Regions from separate parts of the Homo sapiens genome. Here region 2 is linked to region 1. A link is a loop called in an ENCODE intact Hi-C map of the cell type or tissue named here. Cell type or tissue: heart left ventricle. All regions are shown on one strand. Region 1 overlaps NCAPD2 (non-SMC condensin I complex subunit D2). Region 2 holds the start of TNFRSF1A (TNF receptor superfamily member 1A).

Region 1 (2,500 bases):
TAAGACAGAGAGAGCCATGTTAAGGAGATGAGGTGACCTACAGATTCCCTCTGCAGCCAGCCCTCAGTGCCTCTCTGCCTCTCACCTTGTGGGAGAGCTCATTGAAGAAGTTCTTGGCCAGGGCAGCAATCTGAGGCTCGGGGTCGATGAGCAGCACCGCCATCTCGCTGACCTGCCCCTTCACCTTCACCATGTCCTTGAGGATCAGGTGGGTCATCACCAGCCCCGCTGTTTTCCGCACTTGCTGAGCAGGGTCCCGGAGACTAGGAATGGAATTGCGGGTCATGGGGACCGAGACCTCCGGGCTACACCCTAACACTGGTAGAAAAGGCCCTCAGCAGGAATCAATTATCCCATGCTCTGCCACTCCAGAAGCAGTCAGAAAGCTGTCTAGAGTTGAAAGCTGGAGTGGGGGAAAGAGGTGAAGCTTCTAACCAGAAGTGTCAGTCCCACTGGGGTGACTCTTAGCCAGGGGCCTGTACAGGTCAAGTATCAAGCAGATGTTCGCGGTGATGCCAAAGCCTAGGGGAAGAGCCCTGGTGATTCTCACACTGACTCTCAACAGACTCCGGGGCTCCTGGGAACTGCCACCACGTTGTGAGGGGTCTCTTACCGAGCATACAGATGAGGAGTCCAGGGGTCCACCAGATTGGGAAAGCGGATGGCCAGATCCCCAGTGGCAACCATGAGGTTAGACCGGACAATGGGAAGTGGAGACTTTTCCAGCATGGTGAACAGAAGACGAAGCTGGGAGTCGCAGAAAGTGGCACTAAGAGCAAGAAGAGGATCATTAGGGAAGCCATTTCATCCCCATCTTCCTTGAGAAGGGGGTACCAACCCCACGGCCTACCTGATCATGCAGAACTTGCCAAGGGCAAGTGAAGCAGCTGCAGAGAGGTCTGGGTTGCTATAGAGGCCTGGGTTGTTACAGACTTTAAGCAAGAGTGGAACAAAGGCAGCCAGTGTCTGTTTGCCTGTTGGAAGAGTAACTGCAGGTTTGGGACAGGTTATCTTAATTGGGAAGAAACTGCTGAGTGCAGCCATTTTTCTTACCATCCAACAGTTCCATCTCGCAGATGCCACGGATTAGTTCTGCCTCTGTGTCATCTGCTGTTGCCCCAACCAGCCCCAGCTCCTCCTCCATGGTGGTCTCAGAGCTCGTATTCTAAAGGGAATGAAATTGGGGATCATGGATAAGCAGAGACAACATTTTTGATTCCAGCCCATACTTTGTTTTGCATGAACAAAGTGAGGAAGGGCAAATTCTACAAAAACATTTAGAGAATTGTCAAATGTGTCTGTAAAGAGAAAGGATTCCTGAATTAAGCAGGGGAACAATGAGGTCCCCATTTGTTTTAAGTTGCCAAAGCGTGTTTCTGCACCTCTTCCTCATGGAAGACATCGTTTCCTATATATGGTAAACAGATGGATCACGCCAGACAATGGTTCAAAGTCACAGAGGTCAGACTTTTCTCCAGCGCTGCAAGGCTCTGTGTCTTATTTGTCTGCAAGACATCATTGCCTCTAGTGGAGGGAACACAGGGCCCCATCCGGGGCCAGGCCAGCAATGGAAGCTGATGGAAAAGGCCGGCGGGTACGTGCGTGTTCTAACAAACCCTGCCTCAGACACAAAGCCTCTGTTTTATGCTGAGGTCTCTAACTCCACACTCTGCATTTACCTAAATCTTTCCTTCCTGGGTGATCACTGACAGTTTCGTCATTGTTCACACGAACCTTTCCTACGGTAGTAGCCACAGAGAGGCAGAAACTCTTCGCTTCATGTAATAGCAGAGGAGCAGAGATTGCCGGAAGGGGATCAGCTCAGTTCTGAGCTGAGGTATGAAATAAATCTGGGAAGTGCTGAGGACATTCACACACCTTCTCCTTGGGATCTTTGGTCTTGTGCTCCTGTTCTTCCCGGAGAACTCGGCGCCGGCAGAGCTCTCCACTCACTGCCTGCTCCAAGTGGACCAGCTGCTGCAGAGCCACATCCCCAGCCAGGGACAGCAGGTTCATCAACAGGAAAGTGGGGAGCATTGCGGGGGACTCCTCTGGAGGAGAGGGAGAGGGAAGGTGGGGCAAAGAGACATTTTTAAGTCCCATCAAACCTGAATCCGATTTTTACTGATCTTCCCCTTGCTCACGTGCTATTCAAACTAGTGAAGTAGTAAGAGTTGGGGGTGGGAACTGGCCCAACTTCAACTTAGACAAAAACGACACAGTGTACACTAAGGGTTGTTGCAGATAGTGGTGGTGGCAGTGGCTCCTGGCCCTGCAGGGAGAACAGAAGCTGGCTGCCGCAGTGGGTCAACCCCTGCCCACTTACTCGGGTCCTCCTGACTGGTTCTCTTCTCTTCTAGCTTCTCCAGGGCCTGTTTTGCACAGCCCTGCAATATCTGGGCACAGATCACTTCGGGGCCCTCTGCCAGTTGGTAAATGAGGGTCACTGCCACCTCTTTGAATGGGATCCAGAGTGGGTCTGGGTGGACAAAGCCTGCAG
Region 2 (2,500 bases), 190 kb after region 1:
GTGTGTCTCTCATAGCCAAAGGGGCCCTTGGACCGGCAGTCGGGAGTCTGGGGTTCTCTGTTGGCTCTGCCTCCTGGCACATTGGGTTTCTGGACCTCAGTTTTCTCCTCTATAAAACCGGGCAGTTGGGTGGGCACGGTGGCTCACACCTGTAATCCTAGCACTTTAGGAGGCTGAGGTGGGCAGATCATTTGGGCCCAGGAGTTCAAGACCTGCCTGTGTAACATGGTGAGACCCTGTCTCTACAAAAAATACAAAAATTACCCAGGCGTGGTGGTATGCACCTATAGTCCCAGCTGCTTGGGAGGCTGAGGTGGGAGGATTACTTGAACCTGGGAGGTCGAGGCTGCAGTGAGCTGCGATGGTACCACTGCACTCCAGCCTGGGAAACGGAGCGGACCCTCAAAACAAAAACAAAAATGAAAAACAAGCAAACGAAGAAATAAAAAAACCTAGGGGGTTGTAGTCGATGATCTGTAAGGTGAGTTATAATTGATGTATTGGAATATTTAGGAAAAGGGCACTGGGAATATGCTAGGAACACCTGATGGAGGTATCTTTATTTCCACGGCAGCTTCGTGGATACGTCTCATTGATTCTCATGGCATCACTTTCCCCATGTAGGTGGGCAGACATTGTTACCCCTGTTTAATAAACAAGGAACCAACAGAGGCTTAGGAGAGGAGTTGCCTGATGTCGCATGATTGGTGGCAGAGCCAGGATCAACAGTGGGGCAGGGTGGGGGGACCTGGCCAGGCAGAGACTGGATGAGACCTGGGGTGAGGAATGGCAGGCACCCAGTCAGGGCAGAAAACGAGGGTTGGGACTTACTTTGAGTTTTGGATTGGATCAGTAAATTCCCAAGAAAGAGGGAGACTAGGAGGCTAGTGAAGAACTCTGGAGTAAAGGGGAGGATTACTAAGGGACATGGAGTACCTATCATGTGTCGGACGCTTATCTATATCTCTCCCATCTGAACAAATCCTTACAGGAACCCCAGGAGACAGGTTATCTCCACTCTGCAAATTGGAAAACAGATCCAGACAGTTTCAGTTATGTGTCTGAGAAGTTCATTTATGTGTCCAAGACACATTCTTAGCTAAAAAGCTAAGCATTCTGAATTGGAACCCAGAGAATTTGACTCCCAGACTCTGGATCTTTTCACTGCTGTGATCCATCTGGGAAAGGCTAGTGATGTGGGCAAGGGGCTTATTGCCCCTTGGTGTTTGGTTGGGAGTGGTCGGATTGGTGGGTTGGGGGCACAAGGCAGCCAGATCTGGGACTCCTGTGCTTGTGACTGGACTACAAAGAGTTAAAGAACGTTGGGCCTCCTCCTCCCGCCTCCTGTGGCCTCCTCCTCCAGCTCTTCCTGTCCCGCTGTTGCAACACTGCCTCACTCTTCCCCTCCCACCTTCTCTCCCCTCCTCTCTGCTTTAATTTTCTCAGAATTCTCTGGACTGAGGCTCCAGTTCTGGCCTTTGGGGTTCAAGATCACTGGGACCAGGCCGTGATCTCTATGCCCGAGTCTCAACCCTCAACTGTCACCCCAAGGCACTTGGGACGTCCTGGACAGACCGAGTCCCGGGAAGCCCCAGCACTGCCGCTGCCACACTGCCCTGAGCCCAAATGGGGGAGTGAGAGGCCATAGCTGTCTGGCATGGGCCTCTCCACCGTGCCTGACCTGCTGCTGCCACTGGTGAGACCAGGGACAAAGGGAAGAGTGGGCTGGTGGGCGAGGCACCTTCCGGCTGGCGTGGGCCCTCTCCGGGAGGGGGCCGAGCCTCTCCTGCCCGGGCCTGGTCCTGGCGCCAGCCTCAGGCCTGCAGGTCCTAACCTCAGCCACTGCCAGTGTGGGGTTCCCCATTCATCCGCCTTTTGGAGTAGGGGCTGCGCTGAGGCAGGGGAATGGGAGAAGTTTGAAAGGGAGAGAGTAAAAGGAAGCCCTGGCCCCTGACAGCGGTGGAAGTTTGTGGGCGGCCAAGGGAATGTGGGCAGGAGATAGGCCCAGGGTGGGGCAGATTTGGCGGGGAAAAGAAGGGAGTGGGAGTAGGAAGATTAGTGCTCGGGGAGTCCAGACGGTTCTGAATTCTGTCCCTCCGGTCAGCTGGCTGGCCTGGAGGGTGTTGGGCCGTGGGGAGGCGAGGCTGCCTGTGGAACTTGGTGGAGCACACCCTGTAGGGCAGGATTTTGGCGGCTGGTGAAGTGGGGGAGTGAGTTGAGGAGTGGGGATGGGCTGGTGTGGTGGGTTTGGGATGCTCATGGTGGGAGGTATTTGAGAATGGGCTGGGACACTGGATGGGGCAGGGCAACCCAGTGGACAGTGTCCCCAGTGCCCTGGCCAAGCCCCGGCCTCTCACCTGGGGACATTCTTTACCCTTTTGCCTGCTGCTAGGCAGGTAGCCGCTGTGGGACTGAGCCTTCCCAGGGAGCTAGTCCTACCCCCACCTGGTCAGTGTCCCTGGGCCTGTCCTCCAGCTTCCCCTCCCCGCTGCTTCTCACA

The links. A loop is a pair of places that touch in the nucleus more often than their neighbours do. Peaks named below come from ENCODE experiments on the same cell type or tissue, not always from the same donor. Only the 100,000 strongest peaks of a DNase experiment are listed, where the experiment ranks them.
Region 2: it touches region 1 in a loop (4-fold over the local background); 54 of 110 quality-filtered maps call a loop at or near these places.

What each region holds. Positions count from the first base shown.
Region 1 is chr12:6,526,442-6,528,941 of GRCh38, reverse strand. It overlaps NCAPD2 (non-SMC condensin I complex subunit D2), which reads right to left. Exons shown (of 32, transcript NM_014865.4): 21 at 2,327-2,494; 22 at 1,879-2,051; 23 at 1,054-1,165; 24 at 851-974; 25 at 614-769; 26 at 86-263. Among named protein-coding and RNA genes, the nearest start is that of GAPDH-DT, 6.7 kb to the left of the region's middle. In heart left ventricle, no CTCF peak of the experiment used is centred here; no DNase peak of the experiment used is centred here.
Region 2 is chr12:6,340,972-6,343,471 of GRCh38, reverse strand. It overlaps TNFRSF1A (TNF receptor superfamily member 1A), which reads left to right and starts at 1,396. Exons shown (of 10, transcript NM_001065.4): 1 at 1,396-1,696. The coding sequence starts at 1,658. RefSeq lists an enhancer at 1,494-1,593. In heart left ventricle, no CTCF peak of the experiment used is centred here; DNase peaks (open chromatin) are centred at 1,371, 1,721 and 2,362; H3K4me3 peaks cover 1,904 bases; H3K27ac peaks cover 2,500 bases.